3 separate regions of the Homo sapiens genome follow, and regions 2 and 3 are each linked to region 1. Evidence: chromatin contacts called from ENCODE Hi-C or POLR2A ChIA-PET data. All regions are on one chromosome and are shown on one strand. Each heading gives the region's core, a stretch centred on a gene start or an enhancer-like site at or near the end of the contact. The rest is flanking DNA. Distances are from core to core; before and after follow the strand shown. Region 1 holds the start of MANEA (mannosidase endo-alpha). Region 2 holds the start of PNRC1-DT (PNRC1 divergent transcript). Region 3 holds the start of RNGTT (RNA guanylyltransferase and 5'-phosphatase).

Evidence for each region. A loop is a pair of places that touch in the nucleus more often than their neighbours do. ChIA-PET counts read pairs that join two places held with the same protein, here RNA polymerase II (POLR2A). Pooled maps may share reads with other maps.
Region 2: a loop to region 1 is called in a map of naive thymus-derived CD4-positive, alpha-beta T cell, with 22 times the contacts of the local background. The contact joins the promoter of PNRC1-DT here to the promoter of MANEA in region 1. A Hi-C loop is called at or near these places in 1 of 168 maps with a recorded cell type or tissue (naive thymus-derived CD4-positive, alpha-beta T cell), 1 of 37 single-sample maps with no recorded cell type and 10 of 50 pooled maps. POLR2A ChIA-PET finds 5 or more read pairs at or near these places in 1 of 52 experiments (CD4-positive, alpha-beta T cell).
Region 3: a pooled map shows a loop between it and region 1 (19-fold over the local background). The contact joins the promoter of RNGTT here to the promoter of MANEA in region 1. A Hi-C loop is called at or near these places in 6 of 50 pooled maps.

The regions. Positions count from the first base shown.
Region 1 is chr6:95,574,728-95,579,358 of GRCh38, reverse strand. It overlaps MANEA (mannosidase endo-alpha), which reads right to left and starts at 1,824. Exons shown (of 5, transcript NM_024641.4): 1 at 1,721-1,824. It overlaps MANEA-DT (MANEA divergent transcript), which reads left to right and starts at 1,908. Exons shown (of 3, transcript NR_104136.1): 1 at 1,908-2,266. RefSeq lists enhancers at 1,225-1,324, 788-1,728 and silencers at 1,525-1,584, 1,865-1,954, 2,005-2,084.
Region 2 is chr6:89,079,317-89,083,632 of GRCh38, reverse strand. It overlaps PNRC1-DT (PNRC1 divergent transcript), which reads left to right and starts at 3,053. Exons shown (of 1, transcript NR_187250.1): 1 at 3,053-3,471. PNRC1 (proline rich nuclear receptor coactivator 1) reads right to left here and starts at 2,882. Exons shown (of 2, transcript NM_006813.3): 1 at 2,199-2,882. The coding sequence starts at 2,738. RefSeq lists enhancers at 1,209-2,169, 3,688-3,777 and silencers at 2,078-2,457, 2,848-2,997, 3,048-3,257.
Region 3 is chr6:88,961,200-88,965,987 of GRCh38, reverse strand. RNGTT (RNA guanylyltransferase and 5'-phosphatase) reads left to right here and starts at 2,370. Exons shown (of 16, transcript NM_003800.5): 1 at 2,370-2,642. The coding sequence starts at 2,579. RefSeq lists a silencer at 2,073-2,307 and enhancers at 2,291-2,670, 3,025-3,951.

The sequences.
Region 1 (4,631 bases), core at 575-3,074:
ACTCTGTTGCCATGCTGAAGTGCAGTGGCGCCATCTTGGCTCACTACAACCTCCACCTCCCGGGTTCAAGCGATTCTCCTGCCTCAGCCTCCAGAGTAGCTGGGACTACAGGCGCACGCTACGACGCCCAGCTAATTTTTGTATTTTTAGTAGAGACAGGGTTTCACCATGTTGGTTGGCCAGGATGGTCTCGATCTCTTGACCTCATGATCCACCCACTTCGGCCTCCCAAAGTGCTGGGATTACAGGCGTGAGGCACCGCGCCAGGCCGCAGAATTTTTTTTAACCTCATTTTACAAATGATGAAGCTGAGCAGTTGGTAACTTTTTCAAAAATCTCTGGGCCAGCAAATGGCCAAGAAACCAATCTAAGGTTAATCACCTAGCAAGGAGCAGATCGAGTCTGGCTCAAGAACTCAAGTTCTTGTCCATGCTATTCTGCCTTCCTTTAAGGTATTAGACAAATCAAATTTAGAGGATACACCAGTTATTTTTGTGACACAAGATGAAAGCTGCTGCTATATGGTTATGTTTTCAATTAAGGATTATGTACCTAATAAACAATGATTAACTGTTACCTACTCCATAAACTGTGCCCAAACTTCATCTAAAGACAGCTTATTCTATTTTATGATCATACATTCACTATTCGTCACACGAATAACAGCAACAGCTCTGGAAATGGTGTTTTCATTGTTGTGATTTTTTGTTTTGGGGGGTGTTTTTCTGCATTGAGCCTGAAAATCCACAAATTCACAGCACTCATGTTTTTTTCAGGTGTGATACACCTGAAATAGATGTATTGTCATGAAAGTGATTTGCAAACAACGTGATACAGTATCACCAATATCTAGGTTTTACTTTATATTTTTGTTTCAAACTACTGCCTCAATACTTTAACGTGAACAGCCTATTCCAGTCCCATTTTTCTTATTTTCAAGTTCTTAATCAACATTATCCCCCCCTTGTTGTTGTTTTATAGCACTTCCACATTTTCTCCTAACACTTATCCGTAGGGTCTTACAACAACAAAACCAAACAGTTATACCTGCCTGTACTTCAAGTTGCTTCTTTGGAAAAAGGAACAACAAAAACACTAATCCAGCACTGTTGCATCCCGACTTAGCAAAGGCTAAGAGTCTAAGATGACAGTGCCAAACACGTTAACAGGTGAACTGAAAAACCATCTCTAGCGGCCTCGCCATCGGGCGGTCTCCTCCCGATGCCCAGAGGCGACAGCTACCTTTCCGTTGCACCCAGAGCCCAGCAGGCCTCGATCCTTCTACTCTCCCGGTCGGCTCAAGGCCCAGAGGCAGTCTGGGGGCACAAGGAGAAGGTGCTGAAAAAGGCTTCCATCCGACCCGAAATTTCCACCTTGTCGGGGAGACAAGGAAAATCCGAGGCGACAGGAGGTACCGTTTCAAAGAGGAGGCGGCGACGAGGCCAGTGAGGTGGGGATAAAGCAGTGTAAAAGGCAGTAAAACTAACGCAGACTAAAACAGGCCTAAGAGTGACAGCCTAGGTTAATCGAGGGGGCTACAGGCTCGCCGCTGGGCGCCACCAGCGCCTGCCAGAGGGGCGCCGGGTCAAAGGGCGCCCGGAGGAAAGCGGCCACCAGATTGGCTGGCGGGCGAGCGCGCAGGCGCCCGCGGTGGACCTCGTGCCTGCCGCCGCTGCTGGCGCCGCCGCCTCCAAGAGGTCTGACTCCTGCAGCTACTCACCAGGGTCGGGTAATTCACTTCTTGCAAGGACTCGGCCAGAGGAGAGGTTAAGACCGCGAACATAGAGCTGACTGCCGCCGCGCCCCGAGCCCAGACAGCCCCTCCTCCCCGAAGGCGCGCGCACAGCGTTCCGGGCGCTTTCAGGGGCGGGACGGGTGGGGGCGGGGTCACGGAGCGGGCGGGGCTCGGGGTCTTCCGGAGCCTCCGGTCGCGGGTCTAAGAGGACTAGGGCGGGAGCGGCGCGGAAGAAAGAGAGGACTGCGTTTTGGGGCGTTCTGTCAGAGGGGAAGGACGTGTGGATTGGAGTCAGACTGCACTCCCGCCCTATTTCTGCAAGTAGAACTCACTGCCTTTAGAAACGGTCTTCTGAGGCTCTGTTGGGAGGCTCTAACTGTATTACAGAGGACACATTTTTGTTTGTTTTTATGTGAAACATTCAGAAGTTGCTTGCATCAAGTGCTTTACAAGTACACTGGTTTTCAAACTTTTAAAGTTGAGGAACTGTTTTGATTTTTGTAAAAATAGAACTTTACTTGGAAGCCCAAGGTAGGCAGATGGAGATGGCGTTTTTAATTTGCGAATGTATTCTATAAAATCACATCTGTACTGAAGTACTAGAAATAATTGAGGATAAGTCAGATGTGAAGAGCAAGAACTTTTGAAATAGGATTACAACTGAAGGTTTCCATCTTACATTAGCTTCAGAAAACAAGAAAATGCTATCTTTTGTTTGGTTACATAGTAACAGGAAGTCCTTATTCAAGCTAGAACTTGCTGATGTGAACAGTTTCATAAGGGCTCTCCTTAAAAAGATTTTGTACACCAATTTTAATTGGGAAATATACATATGAGTATATCTCATGTGCATATCTTAAAGAAGAATGAAAAATGCCCAGGTACCCACTACAGAGCTTAAGAAAAAAAAAATGCCAGTATTTTTGGAGTCTTCTAGAAAGAAGACTCTCTAAAAACATCTCCTTCCTTCCGTTCACCATTATGCTGAATTTTATATTACTCATTCCGTTGTATTTCTGAAAATAGTTACATATGTACGATTCCCTAAAAATACTATTTTCCTAGTTTTATATTTCATATGTGAATCATTCTTCATTTTTCCCCTTTTTTCACTAATTTAGGTTTTGAGAGGTTTTGAGATTCGTCTGTATACAAGTCCATTTCCCATAAACTAGACTGGCACATCGTTACCCTTATGCTATTGTTAGACTTTTTAAGTTTTTGCTGATAAGAGCATCTGATTGCTCTTTTAATTTGCATTTTCCCTTTTGCTAAAGCCTGTTCTTAATTTTATCTCATTTTTTATTAAATTGCTTGCTTTTGAAAATTATTTTGTAGATAATATTTATTTTTTCTAGTTTAATTCTCTCTTGTAAGTTACATGTGTTGCAAATGTCTTCTCTTAGTTTATGGACTGTCTTTCCAGTTTTTATGATGTTTCTTGATTGCCAAAAGCTTTATGCTTCAGTATACAGCTTTTTGAATTTAATAATATTTTACATTTTAATTTTGTGCTTTTTGCTTTCTTGCTTACAAGATTCTTCCCAACATAACATCAGAAACTATTCTTTCTTCTACAAGTTTAAAAGTTTAATTGTAGCAACTTTAAACACAGAAAGGACAAATAATAATATAATGAACACCCATGCACTCAACTCTATGTATTAAAACATTTTGCAAACCCCTCCTCCTAATGATTCTTGTCTAAAATTGCCTTAACTATACTTGGCTCTTTACTCTTTCATTGAAATTTTAGGATGAGCCAGCCAAGATCCATTTAAAAAATTGGATTTCAATTGGGCATTTTATTCAACTTGAGAATTGCATTTAGAGATTTAGTGAAATGTCTTCTTATCTATGAACATGGTATATTTATTTTATTCAGGTACTTTATGTGCTACTATGCTTTGTAATTTATTGAGTATCTTTCATTATATTGCCTCCTAGTTTTATTACTAAAATTAGAGATCTCTCTCTTTAAACTCTATTTTCTAATTGTTTAGTAACATTGTATTAAAAGAGCATCAATTTCAATATATTGGTACTATCTCCAGAAGCTTCGCTGAATTTTTTTGATTGCTTGCTTTATTTCCCTGTTACATCTTTGGATGACCTATATAGGTAATCATATCATTTGTAAATAAGAATAATGGTTTCCTTCTTTCTCTCTTTTCAAACCACTTATTATTCAGTTTTTTCTTTTATTTATTAACAGAGCATCCAGTGCAATGTTTAATGGAAGTAATAATGGCATTCTTGTCCCATTCCTCACTTTACTGCAATACTGCTAACATTTTATAATGATAACAATGTTTGCTGTGGGTTTTTGGTAAATACTTTATCAAGATTATTAAGTGTTCTGTTTCCAGTTCATAATGTATTGTTGTTTGCTTTTTTTTAACCATGAGTGACAGTTTAATTGATTAAATGCTTTTTCTGCACCTATTGAGATAATCATTGTTTCCTATTCTAATATATTTATGGGAATGATTAATACATTTTCTGATGTCAAATGAGAGGGAGAGGATTTTATTTTATAAATATGTTAATGCATGCTCACTTGCTTAAAAACTGGGTACTTTATGACTGCCAGTGTAAATAAATTAGGCAAGTAGATTCTCATTGCATCACACTCTATTCATTGCACAATGGTGTTTATAAACTGGATTAGAATTGCTGCTAGTGCCTCATCTTGTAACTCTGACTGCTCTACCTATCCCCTGCTATTGTCAGGGAATGTTGAGATGGCAATGATAGAAATAATGTTGTTAATATTCTTTTTTTCTTTCACATCACTTTTTTTCACAGTGTTTTTATGTAGAATTTTTTTTTTTTACTTGACATCACTGGAAAGTCAGCAATGTTTTGTTGTAATTATCACATATAGAATGTTATT
Region 2 (4,316 bases), core at 1,804-4,303, 6.5 Mb after region 1:
ATTATGTTCTTTGTGACAACACGTATGTAGCTGGGGGCCATTACCCTAGACGAATTAATGCAGAAACAGAAAACCAAATATCGCAAGTTCTCACTTACAAGTGAATTTGGGAGCTAAACACTGGGTACAACATGGATATAGTGGGGAACAACAACAGACACTAGGCACTACTAGAAGGGGGGTTGAGAGAGAGATGGGGACCTACTGGGTACTATGCTCACTACCTGGAATGGGATCATTCATACTCCAAACCTCAGCATCACGAAATATACCCATGTAGCAAACCTGCACAAGTACCTCCTTGATCTAAAATAAAAGCTGAAAATTACAAAAACTTTAATTGGGCATGGTGGCTCACGCCTGTAATCCCAGCACTTTGGGAGGTCAAGGCAAGCAGATCGCTCAAGCTCAAGGAGTTCGAGACCAGCCTGGGCAACATAGCGAAACCCCATGTCTACTACAAATATAAAAATCAGCCCGGCGTGGTAACACGCGCCTCGGGAGGCTGGCTGAGGCGGGATCCCTTCAGCCTGGGAAGGGGAGGATGCAGTGAGCAGAGATCGATCGTGCCACTGCATTCCAGCCTGGAGTGCGATAGAGGCAGACTCTGTCTCAAGAAAAAAAAAACAACAAAAAACTTAAATTTCCCTTGACTTTTAAGTTCACTCTTGTTCGCCACTAAAAATGCAGTTAATCACCACTGCTAGTTACCAGTATGCAACGTGAACCAGTTCTAAAATGTCAAACTAAAAAAAGTCTGAAATAACCCAAGTCCACCTTTCTACAACTGTAAGGAAGACTAATGAGCTCTCTTCCAAATACGAGTGCCAGAAACAATCTTTGCTGTGTACCTCCTTTCTGGTTTAGTAACTGCTTCAAGAACGCTGCTTCACTCACCTTAATCTTTCCCAACTTAAGTGGGCCTTATAGGAAGTCTTGAAAGGATGGAAAAGCGTAAGGTAATCCACTAGATCACTGCACTACCAACACTTGTAACGCGGTAGTAAGCAAGACACGACACGAAAGAGGACCACAACTTTCCACGTCAATAAGGTTCACTGCCAGAGCTCCCTAGTTAGTACCTGTTCTAGAAAACAGGCCAGGAAACAAGCACAAAAGCTTTTAGGTAATCACGGATATTTCAAAAGTCGTGGAATTTTAAAAGGGAGACATTGAGACGATAATTTAAAGAAACAAGGTGGGCAAATTTTTTCCCAAGGGCACAGATAAACCGCAAATCTCTAATTCAATGCAACATTCTTCACTAAATAACGGGAACTTTTTCATTTCATTATTACGAAGATTAAGTCATTGAACTTAAGTCCATAAAACGTTATTCTGACAAGACTTTGAAATCATTTCGTAGACTTAATCCTATTTAAACTTCTATCCATTTTATCCTAATGCAATAGCACTGCAATCAGACGGGCTAAGTCAATTCAATTGCTAACTCTTCTGAAAACTTACTCTGGACACACTAACACGAAGTACCACAGTGGCAAAAGTAATAAAATCAGTTTTGTGCGGCTCCTGCCAACTCTTAACTTGGAACCACTAAGTAGGTCAGGCCCGAGGCGGGCAGAGCCCCAACTGGACTGCGCGTCCCACACCGGGCACCTCACATTTTGGCACAACTCCAACCAAACGAAACCCAGCCGCTCGGAGCCCACTCCACCCCCTACGGCGGGACGTTAGAGGCCGTCTCCGCGTTTCACCGACTAGGACTGGGGCTCCCGATAGCCGGGAGGCCGAAAGCCGGGCCCAGTCCTTCCCCAGCTGCCCCCACCCGGCCTCGCCTCCTTCATGGGCGCCGGAGCGCCGGGCACGTAGCGCGCGCTGACGTCAGCCCTCCCGCGGGCCCTGTCCCTGCCCCCACCCCGCCGCGCGCCCGGAACGCCGAAACCCCCTGGAACGCCGCCAGCCTTCTAAATCGGGGCTGTTGCTGGGGCGCAGCGGCGCTTCTCATTGGCCGACTCCTGGGAGCCAATCAGAAGCGCCAGCGCATGCCTCCCCTTCCCCCTTCTTCCCCCAAAGCAAGAATGGAGCGGGCGTCACGGAAACTTCCCTCCCGAGTAAACAGCCGCCCCCCCCACCCCGCCCCCACCCGCCCGACCCCCCGGGTGCAGGGTCTGCAGCCCCAGAGCTCGGCCGCGACCGTCTAAGGGCCCGACTCCCCAACGGCCCCCTGGCGGCCTCACCTCTTTCCTGAGGGGGGTTTGGCCGGGAGCCGCGGGCCGCAGCGGGGCAAGGTCGGGGCTGGCTCCCTCCGTGCCGGCTGCGGCTGCAGGACTCGGGGCCAAGGCGGCGGCCGGGCCCGGGACCTCCTGCGCTCCGCTCGGGCCGGTCGCGGGGCTCCGGCCGCCCTCCAGACTCGGCCGGTGCTGCTGGTACTGGTGGAAGCGGCTGGGCAGCTGCCCTGCGGGGCTGGCCCGCACCTTCTTCTTTCGCCGCTTCTTCGGCGCTGCCCGAGGAGTGCCTCCCGCCACGGCGAGGCTGCGGTTGGGCAGAGCTGCTGGAGCGCGAGGCTGGGGGGTCAGACACGGGCCATCTCCCCCTAGGAAATGAGGGAGGAAGAGGGTCGGGGGCAGTGCCCGGGGGTCCGGGATCCGGGGTAAAGGAGGCGGAGCCGTGGTCACCATCGGGAGGGCCCCAAAGTAACCTCGGGAGGAAAAGCCAAGCGGCGCAAGGCGGCCACCCAGGACGAGCGGCTCCCGCTGCGGGACGGAGACGACAGTCATAGCGCTAGGAAGCTTGTCGCTCAGCAACGAAGAGAGAAGGAGAAGGTGAATGAAGCCAGTGAAGATAGGGTGGCGGCGATGGATGCTGCTAGGAGAGCCTGAGAAGATCGCGGAACATGACTCGGGCGGTGGCGGCGCAGCAACAAATAGCCACAGCCCCAGCTCCGAGTGTTGTTATCGGAAGCTCCGCCCCGCGCCCGCCCACTTTCCTGCGAAAGCCCAATTAGAGTGCGACAAGGCAGGCCACGCCCCCTCGCTCCGCCTCCGCAGCTTCGGGTAGACACACACAAACAACCAGCTTGCTGCAGCCTGGCACAAAGAGGGCGCACTGCGCAGGCGCTGCCAGCGAGCTCTTTTGGGAAGAATCGGTCCCGCGAACAATGAAATTGGGTTTCCGCCCCACCCTCTTTACTCCTCCCCAGCACGCCCCTGCGCTTCGCCGGGCTAGGGAGTGGTGGTACTGAAATGTCCCGGCGGAGTTTGTTGATGGGGGTGGGGAAGGGAGGGGGCAGGGGGAGGGCGGCAGGAAGAACGGGGGCTGGGAAGAGGGGATGACTTTGGCAAGGCCACGGTTGCCTCCTCCGCTGCTGACCTTGGGGAAGTATCCGTTTTATTTTCAGCCCAACATAACAGCGTTATCATTTTAAAACAAAGATTTCTAAGTACGCTGTAAGGATTTCTTCCCTAGCAATCGTGAAGAAAATCAGTCTACATTTAAATTTTATCTACTGAAGTATGGCTCACGATTCTTTCATTTACTTGGTTCGGCATCGCTGCTTATTAGTCTCGGTGATCAGAGTAAAAATCAAAGTGACTTACTGATTGAATTAGCCCCTCGATGTATAAAAAGTTCTCCGTAAATCCATAAATGGAAGTTGGAGTTTTTACTGATTTCATACTTGAAGGATTGTGAGACTTTGGGATCAGAACATTGTGCCTGGTTACTTGAGGAGGCGGCAAGCCGGCTTGCGTCTCAAAGGGAGAAAGTGAAACAGCTCTGCAACATAGAGTATTTTGTTAGCTGCGCGTAAATAGAAATTTTTCGCGATCTCCCCGCACTGCTCAACCACAAAAAAGAATTGTGGCCATAATTTATCAAGCATTTATGTTCCAGGAACTGTTCTTTACATAGATTGTCTCACTTTAACCTCACAACAACCCTTACGAATAGGTACTAAGAAAAATAGATCAGACCTCAGCTCTGCGAAGTAGGCAGGCTGTCATTCTCTTCCTTTCACTACTAATGCCTGGGGCAATTGTTTAAAGGCATTTTGTTCCTGATTAGCTGCCTACGCATTATCTTTAAGTTTCTGAAATTTAAGATACAAAGAACAATGTATAGCTAGTCAAGAGCCCACGATATTTTAATGTAAATTGGTAAACAATTTAGGAGCTGCCTCTTTTCCTTTAAAAACCTACTTGTAACTTGCTAATCCGAGTGTATATTCAGGGCAGCTTGAATCTATGGTCCTGGGTTGCAGTCCTCAAGCTTGGCCTGATTTTGCCTCAGCTTCTTTTTGGAGGGACAGTACTGTATTTTATTCCCATTTTACAGCTGGGGAAACAGGCTTAGAAAGG
Region 3 (4,788 bases), core at 1,121-3,620, 6.6 Mb after region 1:
TGCCTGGTAGACTGAATCCCAGGTTCCACCTAGGAAAAGGAGGGGCCAGGCTCCTCCCCACTGCAAATGGCGCAAATTTCCCAAGGCTCCACCACAGGGTGCATTCCTCCCAGTGCTCAGGTCAAAAGGAGATTCTGCCAAGGAATCCTTCCCACCTGGCTGTCTTACCAGCACTTTGGGAGGCTGAGGTGGGAGGGCTGCTTGCAGGAGTTCCAGACGAAAAAAGTATAAAAAAGTTAGTGGGGTGTGGGGGCCTGCACCTGTAGTCCCAGCTCCTTGGGGGCTGAGGTGAGAGGATTGCTTGAGCTTGGGAGGTTGAGGCTCCAGTAAGGCTGCCCTGATCATGCCCACTGCACTCTAGCCTGGGTGAGAAAGTGAGACCCTGTCTGCAAAAACAAAAGATTTATCTACATATCAAAGTGAAGAGGAAGGATTAATAAATATAGGTTTTTCTCAAGGAAAAGTCCTAGGAAAAGGGAAGACAGATAAGATCTCTCTCTTTTGCCAAAAGAGAACGTTCAATCTTATTTTTTACATGTACACACTCTTCCTTATGGGCAAAATGGATGTTTGATGAAAGACTCACCAATGAAGAGAATCTACATCTGATAAAGAGGAGATCAAGACATATCTGGGAGGGTGTCAGGGGTTCCAGGAAGCGGGGGAGGAATCATGTTGGTCTGTCTGTGAGCATCTATTTTTCTTCTCACAGAGTAGTAGAAACTTGGGACTAGGAGCAATATAGGCAGAAACACACATCAGGCAAGGCATTCCTGACAGGCAGAGAGAAACTGCCTGCTCATCGGGATGCCACTCTCCTACTCTACTCTCTATTGTGGACAAAAGGTAGCCACAGGGTCCTCCCAATTCTGTGGCAATGAGTATGGAGAGGGCATAACTGGATAGCAGAATAAAAATCCAGTGCACATTGCTGCCTTACAGCCAATAACAGTTGCTCGCCAGTGGTATGAAGCTTCTGTGTGCCTAGGACTGAGCTACTGGGTATAGCGTGTGTGGGAAGGGGAGTCACCAAGGGGAGTCATCCCCAGAAGGGGAAGGTAAGATACTCTTCCAGGATCAGGCTCACCTTTCCCATCCTTGGAGGGGGTCTGGGGATGGAAGGTTTTTACCACTTTGGGCATGGTACACACTCTATCAGCAGAAAAGGGAATTCATCGGAGATTATTTGGGTAGACTGATGGCCTTAAAGGAAACTGGGTATTATCTTGTTCTGTCAGGGGAGGAGTTTACACCTTCACTAACAGTTCTGAGCAGATGCAACAGCAGGACAGACCAGAAGTGTGACCTAACTCAGGCTGCCTCAGAGAGATTGCTGTTGGACTGCCTCTATTGATGGGACTCTTACTGAGGGGGTCCAGGCATTCAGGGGGTTGAGCGTCCCAGAAAGTTCCCCACCGACGCTTTAAAAATGTATTCCCTGCAGCCTTACGTTCTTGCAGTTCCAATATAGCATTGGTGTTTAAAGCCAAACTACATTATAATTGATTCGCCATCATCCAGCTTTATATTTAACACTTTAATCTGGTAACAAAGGAAAGGCTCGTTAAAGGACGGCATTTATAAAAATTTTTCAAGCACCTCTGCTTAACTCGAAGGGAAAATAAAAGGCACTGTTTATTTGGTAGGCCAAGGAGAACAACGCCACGAAGAGGTTCTCCACTGATCAATTCCTACCTTTGTCAATTATACCACATTAATTAGTAACTTTTTTTGGAGACATGGACCCTCTCAAACTCCCCAGTATGCTTTGAAACTTTGATCCAGAAATGTACAAACAAAACTCTAAGTGTTCTGGAATTAATTTCAGAAGCTTCATAGATCCTCGTAAGTACTCACCAAAAGAAAAATTCCCCATTTCTGGTACTCCAATCTCATGTCCTTAGAATTCTCCTAAGACTTGTTCCCTTGAACAACTTTCCCTAATTGCAAATCAAACCTAGATCCGGCTGGGACGCCAAGCTTGAGCTGTGGTAACGCTCAGAAGGCCTCTTTTCATCAGTAAAATAGATGCCTTAACGGAAGTGGCGGGCAATCTACGCATGGAAAGGCGCTTGGCTTCCCTCTTTTTTGGGTTTCTCTAGGTTGTCTGGATGGGAAAAAAATACACGCTTCGTCCTGCGGAGTTCGGTACGAGGGCAATTGCACATGCGCAAAGGCGAACCAGTAGCGTCCGGGCGCGTCCGTGGAGCGGGACGGGGCGGGGCGGGGCGGTGCCGAGTGGGGCGAGAGAAGGCCCGCTCCTCCCATTCGTCGCGTCCTTAACTCTTTGCTATCCTTCCGCTGAGCTTCCTCTTCTTTCCCTCTGACCTCGGAAAGGGGGCGGGGCTTTCGGGGGCGGAAGTTGCGGTGCATTGTGGGTTCTCCTGGAGCTGTGGAGTTGATCCTGAATGAAAGTGGCGCGCCGCCCCTGACGTTACCCGGATCGGAGAGGTTGGAATTCAGATTACGGCTGCGATTCGGGTGTCTCGGACCCCGGTGTGCACCGGACCACGGGGAGGCGGCTCCAAAGGCGCGGTGAACGTTGGTGAGGGAGGGCAGCTCTGCGCAGCCCCAAGACATGGCTCACAACAAGATCCCGCCGCGGTGGCTGAACTGTCCCCGGCGCGGCCAGCCGGTGGCAGGTAACCTGGACTGGGGGGCGTTCGAATCCCCACACTCCAACGTGCCCGGGGGTGGGCCGACTGAGGAGCTCAGCTTTTGGTGGTTCTGTGCCCATTAGTGGTATTTCAGGAGCGGGATATGCTCCGTCGGATTACGCTTCGTGGATGAATGGGAACATGAACGGGAGGGGATGGTCGGCGGATGGGGGGCACTTGTTACTATTCCTGCAAGGCTAACTGTGCGAATGTGAAGGTAGACAGGAGGTTGGTGGCAGGAGGTGAGGATCCAGGAATACAGTGGGCGTACTTTGAGTCTTAGTAGTTTGCGAACCTGTTAGGGTTCAACCTTCCCCTCGAAAGAAGGGATGAATATCAGTATTGAGATGGAGGAGGGTTAAGGAGGGAAGGGGCGGTTCCCAGCGGTGAAATGGGGTCACATTGAGACTGGGAATCTGGAGGGTGTTTTTGTTAGTTTTTTATTTTTATTTTCTTGTGAGACAGGGTCTCTTGCTCGGGCTGGGGATCCTCCCACCTCAGCCTCCCAAGTAGCTGGGACTACATGCTCCTGCCACCGCACCCGGCTAATTTTTTTATTTATTAAAGTATATATATATTTATAATGTATATATTTGAGACATAGTCTCTCTCTGTCGTCCAGGCTGGAGTGCAGTGGCGTGATCTCGGCTCACTGCCTCAGCCTCCCAAGTAGCTGGGATTACAGGCGCGTGCCACCACACCCGGCTAATTTTTGTTTTTAGTAGAGACAGGGTTTCATCGTGTTGACCAGGCTGGTCTCCAACGCCTGGCCTCAAGTGATCCGCCCGCCTCGGCCTCCCAAAGTGCTGGGATTACAGCCGTGAGCCACTGTGCCTGGCCATAATTTTTTTGTTTATTTTTTGTGGAGACAGGGTTTCACTGTGTTGCCCAGGCTGGTCTTGAACTCGTGGACTCAAGCGATGCTCCCACTTCGGCCTCCCAAAGTGTTGGGATTATAGGCGAGAGCCACCCCGCTTGGCCGGGTTTTTGTTTTTTTTAATTATTTTTCTTGTAGTTTTTTTCATCTTTATTGAGCTTGAATACAATAAGCTTTAAAGCGTACAGTTTGATAAATTTTGACTGTATATACACAAATATATCTCTTTCCTAGGAAACAACCATGAAACCCCTCAAAGTTTCCTCTTGCCCCTTTTTAAATCCCTCCTTCGCCTGGCAGCCACTGATCTGCTTTCTGTAATTATAGATTGGTTTGCATTTTCTAGAAATTTTTAAATAAATGGAAACATATAGTGAGTACTCTTCTTGGGGTGGAAGGAAGTGTGTGTGGCTTTTTTCACTCAGCATAATTAATTTGATACTCATCCAGATTATGCATGTATCAATAGTTTATTCCTTTTTTATTGCAGAGTAGTAGTTTATTGTTCTGGGTATACCACAATTTGTTTACCTGTTCATCTATTGATGGTCATTTGGGTTATTTCCAGTTTTTAGCTATTACAAATAAACCTGCTGTGAACATTCATGTACAATTCTTTGTGTGGACATATACTTTCATTTCTCTTGTGTAAGTCTCTAGGAGAGGAATGGCTGCATCATATGGTAGGTGTATGTTTTAAGAATTTTAAGAAACTGCCAACCTCTTTTCCAAAGTGGTAACACTTGATAGTCCCACCATCAATGTATTATACAGAAGAAATTCAAAGGACTTAAAAACTAGCAAAAAATTTGGACACTTCACAAAATAAGTTATATGAATAGCCAAAAAGCTATGATGGCGTGGTGGTATGTGCCTGTAATCCCAGCTACTCGGGAGGCCGAGGCAGGGGAATCACTTGAACCCAGGAGACGGAGGTTGCAGTGAGCTGAGATTGCACCACTGCACTCCAGCATGGGTGACAGAGTGAGACTCCATCTCAAAAAAAAAAAAAAGTAATTTGTACTTATCGTGTAATTTATTAGTAAGGGTTCTCTAGAGGGACAGAACTAATAGGAAATATATGTACATATATATATATACACACACACACATACATACACACACACACATACAGACGTAAAGGGGAGTTTATTAACTGTTAACTCACACGATCACAAGGTCCCACAATAGGTTGTCAGCAAACTGAGGAGCAAGGAGAGTCAGTCTGAGTCCCAAAATGGAAGAACTTGGAAT